2 separate regions of the Homo sapiens genome follow, and region 1 is linked to region 2. Evidence: chromatin loops called from intact Hi-C (ENCODE). Cell type or tissue: spleen. All regions are shown on one strand. Each heading gives the region's core, and the rest is flanking DNA. Links, peaks and the distances in the headings are about the cores only.

Region 1 (12,151 bases), core at 1,979-9,978, 50 kb before region 2:
TGCAATTTATATGTATAATTTTTAAATAATATGTTGGCCGGGCACAGTGGTTTGTATCTATAATCTCAACACTTTGGGAGGCTGAGACAGGAGGATTGCTTGAGGCCAGGAGTTTGAGACTAACACAGGCAACATAGCAAGACCCCATCTCTACTAAACAAAATAATAATAATTTAATATGGTGGGTTTTTTTGTTTTTTTTGTTTTTTTGAGACGGAGTCTTGCTCTGTCTCCCAGGCTGGAGTGCAGTGGCGCTAGTGAGCTCATGCAATTCTCCTGCCTCAGCCTCCCAAGTAGCTGGGATTACTAGCGCTTGCCTGCTTCAAAAGAAATGATTTCCAGCACCCCATTTTTTCTTTTCCAGCCTCAAAATTCATATCTCCTTTTTTTCCCCCATGTCCACATGTCCTTCATTCCTATACTTCATAGCTTTAATTCCTGTTCTCTTGATACAAACCTTCATGTTTGTTGCTTGATGGCATCATAATTATCATAACTTTTTGGCTTAATAACAGTAGCAGTTATATCAACAAATAATAAAATGTTCATACTTTTGAGCCAATAATTCCACATATAGAACTTCATTCTGAGAAAATACTTTAAATAAGAAAAATAGTTAAAGGCACAAAATGTTAATAGCACTGATATCTATACTGTCTAAAACTTGAAACCTTCTAAATATTCAACAATATAATAATGCCTAAGCAAATTATTGCCTATCTACTCAGTGGGCTGTAAGACATTCATTTTTCACAATAGCGTCTTTAAGAATACATTGAAAGATGTTGTAAGAATGTTTTTGCAAAAATGAAAAGGAGAAACATCAGAAGAAAAAGTAGAAAAACTAATGTGATTGGTGTCTATTTCTGAAGCATTTATATTTTCTATATAATAATAATTTACATTTACTGACCACTTACTTGTGTCAGGAACAATACTCAAGCAACATTATAGAAGCAACAATTTGTAGTTATTGAAAACTGGTGTTCTAGAATCAAATCTGAGCTTCATCACTTACTAATATGTGGTCTTGAAAAGGAAATGGAGGATAACTATGTCTACATTAAATTATTAAATCTATATAAAGTATTTGGCACATACAAAACCTACAATAAGAATGTTTTTGTTATCAGACATTTTATAAATATGTCTCATTTAATCTTCACATCCTCACAGTAACCTCATTAGATAGTGTTAACGTTCATTTTACATGAAAGAAAATTGAAACTTCAAATGTTTAAATACTCTAGGTTAAATAACTTGCCGAATCACTTAACTAATAAGCAGTAGAGTTTTTATTCAGAGCCCAAGCTATGGTTTCCACTTATGACTCTGAGAGATGAGGTTGCTGCAGACTAATGCTTTTGCTAAGAACAGGAAAGATGAGAATTAAAAAGAAAAGTGAAGGCATCAGAGACCTGCTGAGGCATCCAGGACTTAAGAAACCACAACCATAGAACCAAAGGAGCTTCAGAGAAGTGGGCTGATGTTCCATGCTTCTCTTTTTTCCTAGGAATTTGCTAATTCTTAGAGCATGACAAGATGCTGTGAAACTTAGCAGAGGGTTTCTTCTAAAAGCAGAGAAGCTGTTAGTTTTATGGGGCGGAGCAGACAAAACTTGGATTTTAGAGATCTCCAGGTAGCTAGTTCTTGGGTCAAGATCCCTAGAGAAGGACAGTACCCAGAAACTTTTTTAAAACTTGTTTTCCCCTCACAGTGTTTGCTAGGCAGAGTCTAGAACTGTAAGAAAGTTAATTTGTATTGCTTTAAGCCAATAGCTTTGGATAACTTGTGACAGCAACAATATGAAACTATTACAGAGACATGAGGAAATGATGAAGAAGTCTAACATACATATGACTGGAGGAGAGAAAGTTAGAAGCAGTAATATTTTAAGAGACAGTGATTGAGAATTTTCTAAAACCGATGACAAATATCAAGCCATGGATTTGAAAAGTGCAAGAAACGACAAGCAGAATAAATACAAGGAGTACCACACTTTCATTCTTCATAGTAAAAATAAAACTGTTGAAAGTAACCAGAGGAAAAAAGACACATAATCTTCAAAGGAACAATTAGACTGACATCTGACTTGTCAACAGAAATAATGGGGGCCAGAAAACAATACAATGTAACTTTTTTGTTTGTTTTTTTGCTTTTACCTACTTGGTTTATTTATTTTTTATTTTATTTTATTTTATTTTGAGATGGAGTCTCCCTCTGTCACCCAGGCTGGAATGCAGTGGCGTGATCTCAGCTCACTGCAACCTTTGCCTCCTGTGTTCAAGCGATTCTCCTGCCTCAGCCTTCCAAGTAGCTGGGATTACAGGTGCATGCCACCACACCCAGCTAATTTTTGTATTTTTAGTAGAGACAAGGTTTCACCATGTTGGCCAGGCTGGTCTCGAAGTCCTGACCTCAGGTGATTTGCCTGCCTTGGCCTTCCAAAGTGCTAGAATTACAGGCATGAGCTACCATGCCCAGCTGGTTTTTTTTGTTTTTTTAATTGACAAAAATTATATGTATTTATCATGTACAGCATGATGTTTTGAAATATGTATACATTGTGGAATAGCTAAATTGCGCTAATTAACATATGTATTACCTCACACAATTTATGTGGTAAAAACACTGAGCATCTACTCTCTTAGCAATTTTCAAGAATATAATACATTGTTATTAACTATAGTTAACATGTTGTACAATAGATATCTCAAACTTATTCCTCCTATCAAACTGAAATTTTGTGTCCTTTGACCAACATCTTCCCAGCCCCACCCCACCCCTGGTAACTACCATTCTACTCTATACTTCCATGAGTTCAGGTTTTCTAGATTCCACATATGAGATCATATGGTATTTGTCAGTGCCAGGCTAATTTCACTTAACAGATAATGCCCTCCAGGCTCATTCATTTTGTTGCAAATGACAGGATTTCCTTCCTTTTTTTAAAGCTGAATAGTATTCCATTGTGCGTATATACCACATTTTCTGTGTTCATCTGTTGATGGATACTGAGGCTGATTCCATATCTTGGCTATTGTGAATAATCTGGCAATAACCCTGAGAGTGCAGATATCTTTTCAACATAGTGATTTCATTTCCCTTGGATATATTCTCAGAGAATGCAACCTTTAAGTTCCTTAAAGAAAATAACTGCCAATCTAGAAATCACGATGGCAATTAGAACACATTTACAACAGCGTGATTATGAAAATACATGTGAATCAGTTAAAGATATACTCAATGAAAAATTTATAGCCTTAAATGCATATATTAGAATAGAAAAAAGTAAAAAATCAGTTATCTAAATACCCATCAAGGTAGGAAAAGAACAGCAAATTAAACCCAAAGTAAGTAGAAGAAAGGAAATAATAAAAAAATAGAAATCAATGAAATAGAAAACAAATTGTTGGCCAGTCGCAGTGGCTCACGCCTGTAATCTCAGCACCTTGGGAGGCCGAGGTGGGTGGATCACCTGAGGTCAGGAGTTTGAGACCAGCTTGGCCAACATGGCAAAAGCCCATCTCTATTAAAAATACAAAAATTAGCTGGGCGTAGTGGCAGGTGCCTGTAATCCCAGCTACTCAGGAGGCTGAGGCAGGAGAATCACTTGAACCCTGGAGGCGGAGGTTGCAGTAAGCCGAGATCGCGCCATTGCACTCCAACCTGGGCAACAAGAGCGAAACTCCGACTCAAAAAAAAAAAAAAAAAAAGACAACAAATTGGCATTAGGAAATAACAAGACCAAAAGTTGGTTCCTTAAAAAGATTAGTAAAATGCATAGACCTCTAGCAATATTGATAAAGAAAAAAAAAAGAGCATAAATTACCAGTATCAGGAATGAAAAGGGAAAATTTCTTTACAGATTCTACAGATGTCAAAAAGGTAGGAAGATACTATGAACAACCTTACATAGACAGATTTGAAATTTTAGATGAAATGGACAAATTGTTAAATGCTTTATTAAAATTGGCATATAAAAAATTGACATGAAGAAATAGAATATCTGAATACTGTTTTTATCTGTTAAGTAAATTGAATTCAGTATTTAAAATTTTGGCTGGGCATGGTGGCTAATGCCTGTAACATCAGCACTTCAGGAGGCCAAAGCTAGAGAATCATTTAAGTCCAGGAGTTCAAGACCCTGTCTCTACAAGAACATTTTAAAAATTAACCGGGCATGATAGCGTGCACCTATAGTCCTAGCTACTCGGGAGGTAGGAGGATCGGTTTAGGCTAGGAGTTCGAGGTTACAGTGGGCTGTGATTGTGCCACTGCACTCCAGCCTGGATGTTAGAGACCCTGTCTCTAAAAAAAAAAAAAAAAAAAAAAATTTCTTCAAAGAAAACCAGGTCTACCTGACTTCACTGGTGAATTCTTACAAATATTTAAAGAAGAAATAACCCCAGTGTTACTCAAACTCTTCAATAGAATACAAGTCGTTTTATGAGATCATCTAAGCCTTAATGCCAAGAGCTGGCAGTGATATTTTGAGAGAAGATATTTACAGAGCAATCTCTTTCGTGAACCTAAATGTGTTACTTGGGAATATAGGAACTCTAAAAGAATCTATAGACAAACTATTAGAATTAATAAGCAAACTTACACGAGCAACCAACAGTTAGAAAGTGAAATTTTTAAAATGCCATTTACAATAGAATCAAACAAATCAAATTTAAGTCTTGTAAGATCTTTACACAGAAAACTATAAAACATAGAGAGAAACAAGATATAATAGGTAGTCATAGATTGGAAGACTTGGTATTGTAAAGATATCATTTCTCTCCAAATTGCTCTATAGATTAAATGGAATCCTAATAAAATCTCAGGTGATTTGTGTACATGATGGAAGGAGGGACTTACAAGTTGATTCTAAAATTCACATAGACATGAAAAGGACTAAGTAGTCAAGACAAACTTGAAGAACAAAGTTGTAAGACTTTATCAGATAACAGGATTTATTATAAAGCTACAGTAATTACAATGTGGTAATGGCGCAAGGATAGACAGATCTGTGGAACATAATTGAGAGCCCAGAAACAATCCCATATGTATGTAATCAATTTATGACAACAGTAGCATCCACCACAGTAGGGGAGGGATGGATTTTTCATTGAATGGTGCCTGGTTTTGTGTGGAAGGGGCAGGGAATGAATCTTGAACCCTTACCTCACAACATATACAAAAATCAGGTCTAGTTGGATTATAGAGCTAAATGTGAAAGAAAAATTTAGGGAGAAACTGGAAAACACCTTTATGATCTTGGAGTAGGTAATGATCCGAAAAGGAAGGAGTTTATGAAATTAAAAACTTCATAAACTCATGAAATTGGAGTTTATGAAATTAAAAACTTCATAAACTCATGAAATTGGAGTTTATGAAATTAAAAACTTATCTTCAAAAGACATTATGAGAGTGAAAACACTAGTCACAGAGTGAGAATACATATTTGTAATACATGTATTCAACAAGGGACTTGTAGAGCTCTTACAGATAAATAGGAAAAAACAAATAATCAAATTTTGAAAAGGACAAAATACTTCAATAGGCACTCCACAAAAGAAACTATCCAAAGGCCAATATGCACCCAGCTATTTTATTTACATTAAATAAGTGCAAATTAAAGCCACAGTGAGATACTTGGGACCTCTCAGTATCTTGAGGCCTCTCACTACATCCCCACTGAAATGGCTAAAATTAAAAAGATTGAGAATATCAAGTATTGATGATGTGAAGACACTGAAACTCATATGTTTCTGGTAGGTGTGTGTATTTTTACAGCCATTTTGGAAAACAATTTGGCCGTATATTCCAAAGGTGATCATACACCCTCTGACCCAGCTGTTCCTAGGTATACACCCAACAGAAATTTATATGTTCACCAAAAGACACAAATGGACAAGAATGTTCATAGTAGCATCATTCTTAATAGCCCAAATGTCCATCGAAATAGAATGGGTAAACAAATGTTTCTTGTATCTACATGGATGATCACCAAGCATAATATCGAGCAAAAGAAGCCAGATAAGTGCATGTAAGTACAAATAATTACATAGTATATGAATAAAGTTCAGAAACAAGCAGAACAAATCTTAGAAGTCATAGTAATTACTTTTACAGGGATAGTGAATGGGAAGGGGCATAAGGTAGGGGATTTCTGCTTGTTGTAATATTCTGTTTATTCTGATAAGGCTACAGGTGATACAGTCTATGAAAAGTTGTCAAGCTGTACACTTAAAATTTGCATAATTTTTGTTTTATAGTCTATTTATTTTGGAGACAGTCTTCTCTGTCACCCAGGCTGGAGTGCTGTGGCGCGATCTTGGCTCACTGCAGCCTCCGCCTACTGGGCTCAAGCAGTTCTTCTGCCTCAGCCTCCCAAGTTGCTGGGACTACAGATGCGTGCCACCATGCCTGGCTAAATTCTTTTATTGTATTTTTTTTAAGTAGAGATGGGGTTTCACCATGTTGGCCAGGCTGCTCTCAAACACCTGACCTCAAGTGATCCGCCCGCCTCGGCCTCCCAAAATGCTAGGATTACAGGTGTGAGCCACTGCACCCAGCCATTTGTTTTGTACTTTAAGTTTACTTAAACCCTCCACTCCCTCAATGACTTGAAGGACTGTATTATTTTTCTCTACATTCCCTATACACAAACCATGTAGGTGGTATGCTTCTACCCCACCATTCCATCAAAAGGGCTCTACTAGGTTACTAATAACTTCCATGTTGTCAAAAAACTTGGGCATCTTTTACATTCTCATTTAACCTCAGTAACATGTAGGTGCATCTTTTTTTTTTTTCTTGAGATAGTCTGACACCACGCATTCCTGGCTCTCTGCCTACCTCTGTTCATGTCCTTTTTGCAGTTCCTCCTCTACTCATCTTCTAACTGTTGAGTTCCTCAGAACACAATTCTAACTCCTTTTAACCTATTATCTCTCCTGAGGTTATATCATACATTCATGCTTTAAAATACTATCTACTATACTTGCTGGAAACTCCTAAACTCCTGTCTCCATCTCAGACTTTTGTTCTGTATACAGAGTACAACTTGATATTTTATCTCAAAGGCATCTTAAAATGAACATGTCTAATCTTAATACTTTTTCTACTTCTACATCTCGAGTATTCCTTATCTCCATAAATGACAACTCAGTCTACTAATTTCTTCGTTAAAAATCTTGGGCTCATTCTTGAGACCTCTTACTAATCCCCTTACCCGTTCAACACACACACTTACACACCCCCCTATCCAGACCACTGCAAGATTCTATTGATTCTACCTCCTAAATATATCTCAGATCCACCCTCTTTGCTACATCTCCACTGTTGTTATCCTTTTCTAAGCCACTGTCATGCTATGGTGGACTGGTGGACTATTGCAGTAACTACTTCCCTACTGATCTTTATAGATCCATTTTCTTTTTTTTTTTTCCCTCCCCCAAGATGGAGAGTCTCACTCTGTTGCCCAGGCTGGAGTGCAGTGGCATGTTCTCGGCTCATTGAATCCTCTGCCTCCCAGGTTCAAGCAATTCTCCTGCCTCAGCCTCCCAAGTAGCTGGGGCCATGGGTGTGCACCACCATGCCCAGCTAATTTTTGTATTTTTAGTAGAGACTGGATCTCACCATGTTGGCCAGGCTTGTCTCAAACTCCCAATCTCAAGTAATCCACCTGCCTCAGCCTCCCAAAGTGCTGGGATTCAGGTGTGAGCCACCACACCTGGCCTCTAGATCCATTCTTACACATCTATTCTTTACACAGAAGTCAGAATGAACTTTTAGAAAGCATAAATGTCACATCATGCCCCTCCTTAAAATTTCTCCTTAAAATTCCTCAGAGGTTTACTCTTATACTTTGGGGAAAACCCGGATTTCTGACATGGCCCCAGATCTGTTCTGGATTTGGTTCCTGTCTACCTGTCTTTGTTGCTTTCCTCTCTGGCTCATTTTTCTCCAGCCACAAGCCGCCTTTCACTTCCTCCAAAGCATCAAGTTCTCTCTCACCTCTGGGTCCTAATAAGCTAATTCCTCAGTATGCAATGTGCCTACTTAACATTTAGCTCTCAGGTTATGTGTTCCTTCTTCAAAGAGGTCCCCTGTCTAAATGAAGTCTCCCCTGTTATTCTATAGCTTTCTGTTCTTTTCCTTCAGAGCATTTTAAACAAATTTAAAGTTTATTTATTGGTATATTTGCTGAACGTCTTTCATCTCCAACTGTAGTTTTTCATGAGGGCAGAGACAATTTGTTCACCATTGTATTGCTGGTATCTTAACCATGTACCTGGTACATATTACTGAAAATATGTAATGAATAAGAAAATAGATCATGCCATCCTAGGTAAACTATAGGTCGGGAAGTACTTCATAGGTGTGTGCTGTGCCCTGAGAGCATGAAGGAGTTGCTTGTTTCCTCTGGTTTTTGATGTTTTTGAAGTTTTTGATGATTAGTCTTCTCAGTGCTAAGCTAAATTGGCAGTGTGTGCAGATTTTATTTAAGCCCCCACAGAGGAATACACCTACCCACATTTTTTAGATTGAAACTTTTTTTTTGTTTTTTGAGACGGAGTTTCACTCTTGTTGCCCAGGCTGGAGTGCGGTGGCGTGATCTCAGCTCACAGCAACCTCTGCCTCCTGGGTTCAAGCGATTCTCCTGCCTCAGCCTCCTGAGTAGCTGGGATTACAGGCATGCGCCACCACACCTGACTAATGTTTGTATTTTTCTAGTAGAGATGGGGTTTCACCATGTTGGCCAGGCTGGTCTTGAACTCCTGACCTCAGATGATCTCCCTGCCTCGGCCTCCCAAAGTGTTGGGATTACATGTGTGAGCCACTGTGCGCAGCCCTAAGTTGAAACTCTTTAAAAGTAAAGATAGAGAGTTCTCAATAGCAGTCTTGACTAAATAACTTTGTCTTCTTTTCTAGAACTGCAATTTTGTTCGTTTTTTTGAGACAAGATCTGGCTCTGTGGCCCAAGCTGGAGTGCAGTGGCATGATAACTCACTGCAGCCTTGAACTCCTAGGCAAAAGTGATCCTCCCGCCTCAGCCTCCCAAGTAGCTTGGACTGCAAGCTCATACCACCACACCAAGCTAGGTTTTTAGTTTTAATTTTTTTTTTTTTTTTTTTTTTTTAGAGACAGGATCTGGCTATGTTGCCCAGGCTGGTCTCAAACTCCTGGGCTCAAGCGATCCTCCCACCTTGGCCTCCCAAAGAGCTGGGATTACAGGTGTGAGCGACTGGACCCAGCCAAACTGCAATTTTAAAAAAATACATAAGGGCCCTACAAAGAAAAGTTAGTCTAATCGCATTTGGTTACTCCTGAGATTTACAATATTGTTTGTAAATATTATTAACTATTTTAGTCACATAAATATGCCATAATGCAACCACAGTAAGTATATGACATGTCTTTTAATCAGAATAATCAGAATAAAGCAAAAAATGACCATATTTCACAATATTAATGTATTCACGTGTTTTATAGGTTATACACATCTATTATGATTTGATATTACAAGATACTCTGCATTTTCTTATATAGCTTGGGTTTGCTTTCTCCATCTTAGATGTAGTTTTTAATTATTGTTTTTGAAGCTGGTTTTAATACAATAAGATGCTTAATTGTACGTTTGGTAGAAAATTATAAGCACAACAATTTGAAACAGCTTTCAGGCTACTAGCATTTCCCAAAACCCTTGAAAAAATGCCTGTTTACTACCAATTTTAAACCAGATAAATTTCATTTCAAGAGAAAATGTTTTCAAGTTTCTTTTTTTTTTGAGACGGAGTCTCCTCTGTCACCCAGGCTGGAGTGCAGTGGCGTGATCTCGGCTCACTGCAAGCTCCGCCTCCCTGGTTCACACCATTCTCCTGCCTCAGCCTCCCGAGTAGCTGGGACTGCAGGCACCTGTCACCACGCCCGGCTAATTTTTTTGTATTTTTTTAGTAGAGACGGGGTATCACCGTGTTAGCCAGGATAGTCTCGATCTCCTTACCTCGTGATCCACCTGCCTCAGCCTCCCAAAGTGCTGGGATTACAGGCGTGAGTCACCACGCCCGTCCGTAGGTTTGGAGTTCATTATAAAGAATAACTTTACAATTGTCAGAGCTATTGAGAAGTGGAAGTAGACATTCCCAAGAGAGGCTTTCAGGTTGGGGGCTGAGCCTTGGTTGTATGATTGGACTCAGTGATCTTTGTGGGACCTTCTAATCTTGGAATTCTCATCTTAACCAATGCTGCTTTTTTTCTTTTACTTTTTAAAACTGTGGTACATACAGTAAAGTACAAAAATCAATGAATTTTTACATAGATATATATGTGCCTGTGAATATTTTCGTCACTCTAGGAGGCTCTTCAGTCATTACCTTCTCTCTCCCCACGAGAGATAACCACTATTCTGATTTCTGTCACTATACGGTTGTTTTACTTGTTATTGAGCTTCATATAAATATATTCATAGAATATTTATTCTCGTGGGTCTGGCTTCTTGGCTCATCATTATATCTATGAAATTCATCCATGTTGCATGTAGCAGTAGTTCAATCTGTATAGTATTCCACTGATTTCATTGTAGGACTATATCATAACATATCCATGCTACTGTTGATGGACACATGGGTTGGTTCCACTTTGAGGCTATTATTTAAAAAGCTGCTATGAACATTCGCATACATGTCTTCTGTTGGTTATATACACTCATTTCTCTATGATATATTACTAGGAATGGAGTTGCTGGTTCATAGGATAGGTGTATTTTAACAGATATTGCTAAATAGTTTTCCAAAATGATTGTCCCCATTTAGATTCCCAGTAGCACCGTCAGAGAATTTCAGTTCCTCTCCATCCTTGCTACCACTGTGTATTGTCATTTTTTTTTATTTTAGCCATTCTGGTGGGTATATAATACTGTCTCTTTTTCTATAGCTATTGATCATTTGGATAGTCTCTTTATGAAGTGCTTGCTTTGTATTTAGCCCCCTTTTTTAAAAAAATGGGTCATTTATTTTTAATCTTAGTGATATTTAGGAGTTCTTCGTATATTCTAAATATGAGTCTTTAGGGAATATATGTATTACAAATATAATTTCCCAGTCTGTGGCTTGCCTTTTTACTCCTTTAACATGATCTTCTGATGAACAGACATTCTTAACTATAGTGAACTCCAATTTGTCACTTTTCTCTAATGTGGTTAGTGCTTTGTCCTCTTTAAGAAATCTTTGCCTAGCCTAAGATCATGAAGACATTTAGACCAACAATTCTTAAATTGTGGTATTAAACTAGATAATAGTGAACTTTTGTTGGTTTACACACACAAAAAGAAGTAAATGGATAGAAATGTACTGTTTTCTCCCATAATTTATTTTGAAACCTTGGGTATTAACTATAAATAAGTAGATAATGATGTTACTTAAATCTGAAATTTATTAACTGAGAAGGTGTCAGTTAGGATAGGCTAGGTTATTGCTATTTATATTGCTGTGGTAATAAACAACCACAAAATCTCAGTGGCTTTCTTTTCTCACTTATGCTATTTGTCCAAAGTGAGTCAACATGGGGCTATGCTATTTGTGGTCACTTAGACAACCAGGCGGATGTAAACTACATTATAATATATACTTCCACAGTCACTGTATTCAGGGGAAGGAAACATGGCAAATTGCTTATAGACTCAGATTTTCTGCCCAGAAGAATCATATGTCACTCACTTTCATTGCCCATGAGTTACATGGTCCTTGTGTCTTCTCTGAGGCAGTGAGGAAGTTTCCTCTTATGTTTCTGAAAGGAGATCTAAATATTTTTGAATAGCCATAGTGACTATCACAGTAAACATTTGTAAGTTACTTAACCCCTCTGTGGATCAGTTTGTTCACTATAAAATAGGTGCTAATGATAATATCTACTTGATACGGCAGATGTGTGGATTAAGTGGTATCATACACGTATAGCTCTTAAAATAGTGCCTGGTACTTAGTAAGCAATAAATTCTTGCTGCAATTATTGCTATCATTATTGTTATTAGGCTCTTACTATATGATGACACCATACTACCTGCTTTATTTACACAGATTACTTCTTGAGATAACTTCTATATAGTATGTACTATTACTCTTCTCATTTATAGGATAAGAAAACCTTGGTTTGGAGC
Region 2 (12,151 bases), core at 2,300-10,299:
TAACGGGAAGGAAGGGAGAATGAACACTGGTATTTCTTATATACTCTTTCATTTTGAAGATAGTCATAGCAGAAAGCTGAGCGAGTCTAACCTTCTGTTACATGCAGCTGCTCATATATACTATACAGCAATTATATAGCCCATCTGTTTATTTAGAGTATGTGGACTAATTTCATTTCTTTGAGATCTAAAAGTCTCTCCTCTAAAATTAAAAGCATGTCTGTGGAGCAGACCACATTAGAATCACTGTTTCTTTGAAATTGTGTTTTATGGTACAACTGAATAGGGAGGATTTTCTTACTTTCTTCTTATCTCACTTCAGGAAGTGGAGAGACACCTACAGTGGACACCATTGACTCATATATGAACAGACTGCACAGTATTATTTTAGCTAATCCCCAAGACAATGAAAACTTCATAGCTACAGTTCGAGAAGTTGTGAACAGACTCGATCGTTAGGGAATGGTGAGTGCTCACTGATAAATATTTATATGCCAGCACATCATCAAAAATAAGATGTCATCAGACTTTATCAATACTACTAAAACCCTGGGATTACATTGGATGAACAAGTTGGAGACTTGGTTAAGATTCCTGTTGCATGGTTGTTAAATGTAGTAAATAATATTAGAAAAGAGAATCACTGTAGTCCCAGCTACTTGGGAGGCTGAGGTGGGAGGATTGCTTGAGCCCAGCAGTTCAAGTCCAGAGAGATCCTGTCTCTAAAAATAAAAGAAAACAGACTCAAGACAGTTTTTTCTTATGCTTGCTTCAGAATGGTTTAATGGGAAAAGCATGGTTTTTGTGGCTTGACCTCATTTCTAGCTTTGTCACTTATTAGCTGTATTCTTGGGCATTAGTTTCCCAAAAGGTTTTGAAAAGTGAGTGGGAAACTTAGAAGAAATCATCCCCAAAACAGCACTCAGAACAAAATAAATATAACTTAATTTTTAATCTTCCTTTTCTCTGGAAAATACTAATGATAATTTAGAAGTAGTCAGTGAGACATTGTATGTATGTGAGCCTACATAAGTAGGAAGCTTTTATATTCACCACTCAATAACACAGTGACTGTTGTCTGTTAAATGTTGATGTGGACTCACCATACAAACAGGTAACTCCCTGGTTTTGATAGATTAAAAAATAAACTCTTCAGCCAGGTGCAATGGCTCACACCTGTAAGCCTAGCAGTTTGGGAGGTCAAGGCAGGCAGATCGCTGGAGTCCAGGTTCAAGACCAGTCTGGGCAACATGACAAAACCCCGTATCTACAAAAAATACAAAAAATTAGCCAGGCATGGTGGTATGCGCTTGTGGTCCCAGCTGCTTGGGAGGCTAAAGTGGGAGGATCACTTGGGCTTAGAAGGTCAAGGCGAGGCTGCAGTGAGCCATTATCAGACCACTGCATGCCAGCCTGGGTGACAGAGCAAGACACTGTCTCAAAAATTTTTTTAAATAAAAAATAAATAAACTCTTGGTGGGGCACAGTGGCTCACACCTGTAGTCCTAGCACTTTGGGAGGTTGAGGCAGTATTGCCTGAGCCCAGGAGTTCAAGACCAGCTTGGGCAAAATAGTGAGACCCCTGCTTTAAAAAAAAATGAAAAAAATTAGCTGAGCATGATGGCGCACACCTATAGTCCTAGCTACTCAGGAGGCTGAGGCAGGAGGATCACTTAATCCCAGGAGTTCAGGTTTCAGTAAGCTAGGGTCACACTAGTGTATTCTAGCCAGGGTAACAGAGCAAGATTCTGTCTCAAAAAAAAAAAAAACAAAATAAAAATATAAAATTCTCAATAAGCAAAAAAGAGAGAGAAAATAAGTTTTTAAAAAATATGTTCAACAAATGAGCAGTAGTATGTATCCTTTTTTTTTTTTTTTTCCAGAAGAGATCTACCCATGACACTTTTTGGTACTAATGGTCATTTCTCAAATGGAATTGGTATTTATTCATTCAAATTCCTAGAGATAGGATACCCCTTTACTATGCCATCCCACAAAACTGGCATCCCTTTGCTCTATTGGTTAAGTTATTCCATACCTGCAGACATATAAACTGTGTGGAAATTTTAAGATTAGACTCTACAATGAGGTGGCCATATATGGATACTAAAATAAGAGTCAACAGCAGGATATGTTCCTTAGAATGGTCATGGGTTTGAATCTTTATTTGTCCTGTGAGTACATGAGCACACTCATATACATAATTTATATTCTGGTTTGGTTTGGACTTTGAGCAACATATATAAAGATAAATGCCTAGTAAAGACAAAGGCAGAAGTCTTTATACTTCTTGGTGATGCCCTTGGATGGTAACTGTACAAGGCAATGCATTATATTTTAGCCTCAGCCATGCTCTGATGGGGAAAGGATTACTATCCTTCTAGGGAGTAGCCAGATGGAATGGACTGTACTTCTTAGAGATGGCTGGACTCCCTGCAGAATAAAGAAGTGGCATTACTGCTGCTGCTTATGAAGGGAACAGCTTGTAAATCTAGGCCTGGGATATTCAGGAGCTCATCATCCTTCCCATTTTCGTACAGTGTTTTCAATTAGCACTCTTGTAGGCTTGAAAAGTGAGAGCTGGGAGAAACAGTGTGGAAGATTGTGAAAGAAAACATTAATTGATAACATCGTGTCTCTTCACATAGATACAGGGCAGCTAATTAAGTATTGACCCAAAAGTGGTTTTCCATTTTGAGCATTTTGCCAGTAAGACTCTCCTAAAGCTTTTTTCATCTCAAGAGTATAAACTATATTATTTGTTTTCTGATGAGTCTTTGAAAACTTAGAATATTACTATTATCCTTGATTTTAACCTACAAATATTTTGCCCCTGAAAAAATAGCTAAAAGTGTGAACTGTTATATTACTACAGATTCTTACAGTCTAGCCATGCAAACATAACTAACAATAGATGGTTCCCCACACCCCCAAAACTGTCAAAGGAAACAATTACAAAGACTGTGATTAATACTGGTTTGGCCTCATTATACAAATATGTACAGACAGCGAGGCTGATGTCCCCAGCACTCATGATGCAATTAATTACTCTGACAAGAGTTTGGCAAAGTTTTCATCCACTGTCAGGAGCCAGTGAGTGAAGGGAAGCTAATGGTCTACAAGTTTCAGAGGAGCATATTAGGGACCTTTAGAAATCTAACATTTTATATATGAAGAAACTGAATCCCAGAGAGGAGAAACATCTTGCTTGAAAATATCTGCGTAGATGAGTACAGAATCCAAGACTAGAACCACAGATATCTAAACTCTCTCATTCACTGGGTTTCTAAAACATTGCTCTAAGGAAGAGGTGGATGGGGGAAGGGGAAAGCACTAAAAAATCCTGAAATAGAGCATTAAGATACATAGGAAGTAAACAGATAAAAATTGTAATCCAGGAATTATAATGTTATAGAATTTTAGCTCATTTTAAAATTATTTTGATAAATATACAGTGGAAGAATTACCCTACCTGTCTGTCACCTTTCTTGTAGCTGAGTAGTACCTAGAGACAAGTGGAGCTAGGAGGAGGCCATGAGGGTGATTTTAAGTTGAAAGGTGACTACCTTATATAAACTATTAAAATGCATATGTTGCCTGATTTCAATGATAATATTTGGCTGTTTGAGTTTAGGGAAAAAAAATCTTATGTGACTGTATTTTTATTAATATGAGAAATGTTCTTGATTATATGCACATAATACATCTCTATACATGCAGATATCCTTAGTTAACACTTGAAGAAAATTGGTTTTGATTGACCATACATTCTTCAGACTAAAGTAGGGTACTCATTTTCCCTCCTCAGGTTTGTCCCTGATAGTTGCTTTTCTGTGTTTAGCTGATGATTTTCCTACCTCCCATTGTTGCTGAACTGGAACAGGGCCATGTTTCTCATTGAAATGTTATGTAAAACATCTCAATGAGGTTGCCTGCTTACAGCTTTATGAGTTCTTCAGTTTACATACACCCTGCACTCACTTTAACGCTTATGAAACCAAAGCATTTTTAAAATCCATAGCGCTAACCCCTTCCATTCAATACTTACTTTCTTGGTGTTATTTTCCTTGTTTGTTTTTGTTTTTGTTTTGTTTTGTTTTCCTGATTCTACAGGTCTTAGAACTCCAAGATGTTCCATAAGTGTTTTTACTTGTGAGGAATGAGAAGCCATCCATGGAAATTTGAACTGAGTGGGGGCAGAGAAAGAGTGCAGATCCCTTTGCTTGTGAAAGAATTATCAGTGAGTGAAAGGCCATCACCCCAGGAAGCCAAATGAGGGAGCAGCAACATGTATATGAGCTTCCTATGGAATTGTCCTTATGTGAAGCTTTGAAGGTGTACAGCCACTCTCCCGGGTCTTCAGGTTCCTACCATTTCCATTTCTGTTAAAGTGGATCTGCATATCTTCAGCTTACTAGGTGACCCGGATGCTGACATCTGCTGCTGCAGAAAGGAAGACTTTTCATTGTAATTTCGCTTAGACCCTTTTATCAGTGGAGCTCCAGTTTTCTTACCTAGCTGTCACTTTTTTAAATGCCTCTGGGGGTTATTTTTGCTTTCCTTGGCCCCCACCAATTTATACATCTCCATTTTCTGACCTCTGGACTAACTGGTTGCTCAGCAAGGTTCTGAAGGAGAGTTTCTTGCATTGGACAGGCCCAGTCTTCTCCCATCATTGCCCTGCTGTGACTCCAAAGAAAGGAGCTTCTTGCTGACAGTGCCCTGTGGAGCAAGGCTGTGTTTCCTACCCCACACGGTGCTCAGTGGGTGCCAGCCCTCAGTGTGGCTTTGTGATTGCTGCCCTAAAGGAGAATGCTCTTTCCTTCCTCACTGGTACTGCCTGCTGTTTTCTAAGCATTGCTCCTGCACAGACATGGAGTCCCAGCCCCAGCAAGGCTCTTCTGTTCCCATCTGTTGACAATGTCTTGTGGAGCATTTTTGCTGAGGAAAAGGTCACTTGTAAACAGAGGAGAAAGGGAAAGAGTACAAAGCCCTAAGTTTATTGTAAGTGAAAACTGAGGGAATTCCTGTCTTCTTTAGGAGTAATGATTCATAGATCTAGATAGGTGGAAATATCATTCAAAATAGTCACTTGAGCTCACAAAAAAAGCAAGGAAGAATTCTCATGTCCTTTGTCTTCCTTCTGTAGCCATTAACTGCTGAATCCATGTGAGGAAGACAGGCTTCCCTTCCTTCCCCCTCCTTAGTGATTTTTTCTTTAACAGCATAAGTAAAGAGGACTTTCTGGTTCATTTTTGTTTGTTTTGTTTTGTTTTGTTTTGTTTACAGATGAGGTCTTCCTGTGTTGCCCAGGCTGGAGTGCGGTGGCTATTCACAGATGCTATCATAGCACACTACAGCCTACAACTCTTGGGCTCAAGCATCACGCCTAGCAGTTTCTGGTTCCTTTAACAGCAAAAGGAAAGAGAGGTTCTGATTCTTACCTCAGGGTTTTTTGGTTGTTCATTGTTTTTGTTTTTGTTTTTGTTTTGACACTGCAGAGCACAAGGCTAAAGGTTACAGCTGAGATCTTTGGAACCAAAGGCAGAGCAAGCAGAGCCCGTTGTCTGGGCCCCACACCACTGCAGGCAGGTGGATAGAAGTGCGGCCCCTCTCATAGTATGCCCATAAGTCAGGGCATAGGGCAGAACTACCTGTCATGTTGCTACACCATCCTGTCTTCTCAGCATCTCCTTGCCTGTTTTCTTTATTAGTCCAAAGGAAAACAACAGCAACAAAATCTGTTTTTAAAATGTCTTATATGAACATATATCAAATATCCATGCGCTGAAACCCACATACCATCACTTGGCAATTTTTTAGAATAAGACCCCATTATTATCTATTGCTATAAACCTAGCCAGTTCTCTTGCTCTTCTGTATTTTCCTATTTCCCTGCCATCATCTGCTATTTCTGCCACTTCTCTTAGACTCCTTGTCTGCAAAGCCCAAGCTAGAACTCACTGTCTATGGCAGAAGGACATCCAGAGCCCATTCTGGAGTTTTGTTTTTTCCTTCTGCCAGATGCTTTGTGTCCTGTCTTCCTTCCTCCTCATATTTCTGTTTCTCATTTGTGTTCAGTTTTGTGCAGCATTGCTAGCACTGCTTTTGTGACCAGAAAAGGCCATAACATGGTCCAGGATCATCATTCTTCTGACTCTAGATGGGACACTTGACAGTGACTTGAAACATTTGCATATTCAGGAATGCATGAGATTTCAAGAGAGCCTACAGTATGAAATCATTTTCACAAAATAAGCAGCTTGCTTCTGAAATGCTGTCTTTCCCAGTAGCTACTCACCTGCCTCTGGTGGCTGGGATTCAGATGCCACAAAACTGTCAGTATCTATAGACCAGGTCTGTGCCACCTCCTCTCTCCTCTGTGCTCAGTGAGGAGGCAGTAAATGAAGTTACAGGCTAGCACAATACCTAACTCATGTTTCCCAGTACACCTGTAGATATTACTGTACTTTTATGTTCTCAAGAAATAAGTTGTTGCCTATTCAGTGTTACAGATTTCTTTGTTTCTTTTTAATTAAAATACAAGAAGCAGCTGAGGAAAGGGAGACAAGGTATTTTATTTCTGACTGATTTTAGAAAAAACTTGTGTACATGTGTTTGGAACTGTTGAAATGCCAAGTTTTCTGTATAAGTGTTTTTGTAATTAAACTTTCAGATTTTCTTTGTTTTTTAAGAAGTTGATGTGCTTGTTTGACATTTGTCTCATTAAAACTTTTCTACGTTGAATTCACCTGTTTCAATTTTACTTGCTTTGTAACAAAAAGTCCTACCTCTGGCCGGGCACGGTGGCTCATGCCTGTAATCCCAACACTTTGGAAGGCCAAGGCAGGCAGATCACGAGGTCAAGAAATCGAGACCATCCTGGCCAACCTGGTGAAACCCCGTCTCTACTAAAAATACAAAAATTAGCCGGGCATGGTGGCATGAGCCTGTAGTCCCAGCTACTCAGGAGGCTTAGGCAGGAGAATCACTTGAACTTGGGAGGTGGAGGTTGCAGTGAGCCGAGATCGTGCCACTGCACTCCAGCCTGGCAACAGAGCGAGACTCCGTCTCAAAAAAATAAAAAATAAATAAAAAAGTTCTATTTCTGTTTTTTCCTCTTAAAGACTTTGTCAACTCTACATTAATCATGACATCTGTTATGCTTTTAAAACAGTAACACATTCATTTTACTAATTGCTACTTCAAAATGTATCTTTACCGGTTTGAGAAGTCAGCTCTTTTAATGTATGCTGTAACAATACAGTGAATTCTAATTCATTTTAATATAGCAGTAGTATTCTGAAGACAACTTACAAGGATGTTTTTAAAGTCAGTGACTCTGATGTCCCCTTGATAGAAGATCATTTGATAGAAGAAAGGAGATGTGCTTAAATGCTTGCTTTTTTTTTTTTTTTTTTGAGATGGAGTTTTGCTCTTGTTGCCCAGCCTGGAGTGCAGTGGCACGATCTCCGCTCACTGCAAACTCCGCCTTCCAGTTTCAAGCGATTCTCCTGCCTCAGCCTCCCGAGTAGCTGGGATTACAGGTGCACGCCACCATGCCCAGCTAATTTTTGTATTTTTAGTAGAGACAGGGTTTCACCATGTTGGCCAGGCTGGTCTTGAACTCCTGACCTTGTGATCCACCAGCCTCGGCCTCCCAAAGTGCTGGGATTACAGGCATGAGCCACCACGCCCAGCCAAATGCTTGCTTTTTGAAAATAACTAATCAAAATATTTTTAAAGGAAATTTGTCACCTATTTCTACTATGCTTTTAAAAATCCTAGGGGTGAGGCAACCTGGTTTCCAGAGCCTGCTGCTCTCCAAGTAGCCATTTGTGTGGCATTGGGCAAGTCTTGATTTGTTTCAACTCCAGTTTCCTCTTCTGACATAACACGTGCCTCAGCAATCCTGTACTATTGTAAGAAGGATAGAGTAAGGTAACAGAATCCACCTTGCCTTGGAGGACAGGAAGATAGGAAGTATCTGTTACATGATTGCCAGTAACTATCAGGGTATCTCAGTTAGGATTGAGTTTGGCTCTACATTAAGCAGAACTAGCAACAGCTTAAATAAGAAGTGTGTCTTTCTCATAGAAAACTATGCCAAAGTTGGGCAGTTAAAGGCTAGTATGGAGGCTCCTGTCTGTTCCACAACATGATCTTTCTCAAGGTCACCCCGTGGTCCAAAATAGCCACTTGACCATCAGCCATCACTCTGAAATTCCTGGCAGCATGAGGAAAAGAGGGCAAGGACAAAATGAGCAAACCTAGCTGAGTCAGGGCCCTCTAAAGAGTCTTCCTGGAAATCGTATTCAACACTTTCACTTAATTTGGCCAGAACTCAATCATGTGACTATAGCTAGCTATAAAGGAGGCCAAGAAATATCATTTTTGCATGGACGTCACTGTGCCCAACAATACAGGTTTTAGTAAGGAAGAAGGAGAAAATGAATATAGAGTAGGCAACTAATGTTAATTTCATAACTATGTGTGACTTCATTTATGCACTCTAAGCCCAACCCCGCCATGCTAGTGAATGGAGTGCATTATCTTGCCTTTGTCTCTTGGCCATTTGAGAATGACCATGTACTTCCGTGATACTTTTTTCCCCCGGAGAGCCAGAAAGCCAAAAACTGGCTTCCATCTGAGTTGCCATTTCCTGTTCCCATCTAGCTCTTCCCCTACCCTACAACAGCTGGTGGCCAGTCTTGTTTAGTAAAAATCAACATAAACAGGTGGTAATACTTCCCCTAGTTGTTTGTTCCCTTTCTCTAACTGCTCAGCATCTGCTGAATTGAAACAACACCAGGACAAGCTTTCCCTAAGGGTGGGGAAATTGAAGTATTGCTTAGCGGAAAAGCTCATAGCTACTTCCTGCCCTCTGAAAGAATTTCCTGCCTTGCAACTGAGAGTTCCAAGTCAGGGGTTTTTTCTTTGTTTTATTTGTTTACCTTTGATATATAGCCTGCACTCAAATATATACTTCAGTATCTATGGATATAAGCAGTAGTTTATATGCCAGCCCATTAAAGAAATCAGGATTGAGAATCAGACTAGGTGAAATTGTTAATGTACATCTGCTCATCCAGAAACCATTTCAGTTTAGTTTTCACAAGACTATGTGTCTACAGGGGGAAACTTTTGCCAGAGGTAGAAATGTAAATTCTCTTAGCTTAGTGAAATGCAAAAGGAGGAGCCACAAGAAGATAAGAATGGCATTGGGAAATTAAGTGCATGGCCAATGCAGATTTTCCAGATAGAAGGATTTTTATAAACCACCTGCAACACCAGATCAGTGGGAGGATGTCTTATATGTTTATGTGGGAATATGTAAGATTCAGTGTAAGAGATTCTCTTATTTGAATCTCTCTCTCACACACACACACCATCCAACACTTAAGAGCCAGAGTTTTTTATACCAACTTCTCTTCATTTCACTTTAATTCACCCTTTATTTGGGAATACAAAGATGTTTATAAAACATGGTTTCTGCCCTCCATAATTTCTGATAATCTAGTGGGAAGGACAGACTTGTACATAAATATTTCTAACATAGGGCAGCTTGTATTAATAGTTTTAATAGAGACAAATAATTTTTAGAGAGTGAAAAAGTTATTTGAATCTTACCTGATGAGATATTTTTTCCATAAGTGCAAAAGAGTTTGCAATAGAGAGTAGATCTGAGTCAGGGTGGGGGATCAGTATCTTAACTAATTAATAAGGGCTTTATCTGGAATGTAAATGAAATATGAAAATCTGAACTGATAGCTATCAGAGTTTGTCTGGTAGAGGTTGAGGTAGCTGGAAGGTCAGAACATTTGGATTAATTGTAATTTAGACAAGCAGTTTTTCAAAGTTCACTTTTGATTCATTCATAGATCATTAAATCAGTAAGTTGGTCAAAAACATTTTTAAAAATTAAAATGAGAAACTATCAGAATGCACTACAGGTAGTTAAGGGTATTATTTTGTGAAACTTACACTTCAGATACAGTCATATGTCTACATACACTTTTAATGTAAAATGTGTTTCTTACCATGGGATCACAATAAAGATAGTCAATGACTGTTTTATTACCTCTGAAATTGGACAACACTGCTGGGTTCAGGTCTGGATTCTGCTGCTTTCCTCTTACGTGACCTTAGGCAAGTTGCATAAACCACTGTATGACTTAAGTTTTCTCATCTGTAACATAGTGATATTTATCATTTCTGTCCTGTAGAGTTTTTATGTAGATTAGTCAATCCATGTAAAACACTTAGAATAGTGCCTCTCATAGAGTAGAAGACACTTAAATATAAGTTGTTATAATTTGTGGAAGACTAAAGGGAAAAGAGAAATAACAGACATATACCATAGGCCACTCTGCTGTGCTTTTTATGTAAATTATGTAATTCCACAACTTTACAGAGTAGGACTACTGTACTCATTTTTACAGTAAGTAAATTAAGACACAGATCTGATAAGTGACTTGTGCAGTTACAGAACAGGGAACAGGTAGAGAAATGGTTTATATCCAGATAACTGTGGCTTTACATTCCACTATAGCCGTACTGTCTTAGAGATAACTAATGAGAGTGGCATGAGTTCAAAGCCGTAGCATGGTATGGTGGGTCTGAGAACTGGAATTAGACCTATTCAACAATATTTGTTGAATATCTTTCTTGCGTTAGAAATTGTTCTGGGTCCTAGTCCCCATAGAGCTCTTCCCCTTGCTGGGGAAAAAGAGACTACAAACAAGTAACCTAACAAACTCATCTCAGCTAATTACCTAGATAAGAAGAAATGATATAAGCTAGGATAGAGAAAGGCCTTTCTGAAAAAGTATCTTCTGAAGAAAGACAAAATTGATTTGAAGGAGCCAGCCCGGTGAAGGGCTGAGGGTATACAAAGGCTGAAATCCTGAGGCAGGAATGAACTCTGGAATTTCAAGGCATAGAAAAAGCTGGTGAGGCTGGAGCAGAGTAAACGAGAGGCAGAGTGGCTTTGAAGTTGCAAGGCAGGCAATAGCAAGATCATGTAGATCCTCAGAAGTGTCGTAAAGAGTTTGCAGTTTGTCATAAGTGTAATGTGAAGAGAGTTCTACACAACTGAGTGACAAGATCTGATTTCTGTTTTTAAAGGGTCACTCTAGGCCGGGCGTGGTGGCTCATGCCTGTAATCCCAGCACTTTGAGAGGTGGGAGTGGGCAGACCACTTGAGGCCAGGAGTTGGAGACCAGCCTGGCCAACATGGTGAAACCATGTTTGTATTTTTCTACTAAAAATACAAAACAAAATTAGCTGGACGTGGTGGCGCGCATCTGTAATCCCAGCTACTCAGGAGTCTGAGGCATGAGAATCCCTTGAACCCAGGAGGTGGGGGTTGCAGTGAGCCAAGATTGTGCCACTGCACTCCAGCCTGAGTAACAGAGCAAGACTCTGTCTCAAAAAATAAAAAGTAAAATAAAATAAAGGGTCACTCTGGCTGCTGTATAGAGAATTGTGGGGTGGGCAAGAGAAGAATCAGAGAGACTAGGAGAAGGCTGGCATAGGAACCCAAGTGAGAAATGACAGTGGCTTAGCCTAGAGTGGTGGGAAAAGGCAGATTAATTCAGGATATAGTTTGGGAGTATAATGGACAGGAATTGCTGAGGAGTGGGATGTGGAGAATGAAAGAAAAAGAAGAATGACTCAGTTTTTCCTGGGCACAGTGGCTTACGCGTGTAATCCCAGTACTTTGGGAGGCCAAGGCGGGTAGATTTCTTGAGCCCAGGAGTTCAAGACCAACCTGGGCAACGTGGTGAAACCCCATCTCTATAAGAAAAAGAAGAAGAATGACTCAGTTTTTTTGGCTTGGAAAACTGGGTAATGGAGAGAGGTGCCATGGCCTGAGATTGCAGACTTAAGTATGAAACATCACGGAAGAAAAATCAAGGATTTGTTTTTGACTGGCTAAACTTGAAGTCCCAACAACAGATGAGCCCCTGGGCAAGACACACATCTCCCTGCTATCAGTTAAAAAGTTCCTTTCAGTTCCTAAAAGTCTGTGGTTCCTTGAGATTCTAAGTTCAGGTCAGTGTTTGCTAACATTCCTTCTATCCTCAGCGCATGTGCACACATGTAGATCCAGTTACGTTGTGCGTTGAACTGTGAAATTAAGGAATGG

Evidence for each region. Peaks named below come from ENCODE experiments on the same cell type or tissue, not always from the same donor. Only the 100,000 strongest peaks of a DNase experiment are listed, where the experiment ranks them.
Region 1: it touches region 2 in a loop (2.1-fold over the local background); 51 of 110 quality-filtered maps call a loop at or near these places.

Annotation. Positions count from the first base shown.
Region 1 is chr15:77,429,026-77,441,176 of GRCh38, forward strand. All of the region lies in intron 1 of HMG20A (high mobility group 20A), which reads left to right. Among named protein-coding and RNA genes, the nearest start is that of HMG20A, 14 kb to the left of the region's middle. RefSeq lists an enhancer at 1,325-1,424. In spleen, for the core only: no CTCF peak of the experiment used is centred there; no DNase peak of the experiment used is centred there.
Region 2 is chr15:77,478,857-77,491,007 of GRCh38, forward strand. It overlaps HMG20A (high mobility group 20A), which reads left to right. Exons shown (of 10, transcript NM_001304504.2): 9 at 323-465; 10 at 4,114-6,747. The coding sequence ends at 459. Among named protein-coding and RNA genes, the nearest start is that of HMG20A, 64 kb to the left of the region's middle. In spleen, for the core only: no CTCF peak of the experiment used is centred there; no DNase peak of the experiment used is centred there; H3K27ac peaks cover 6,058 bases.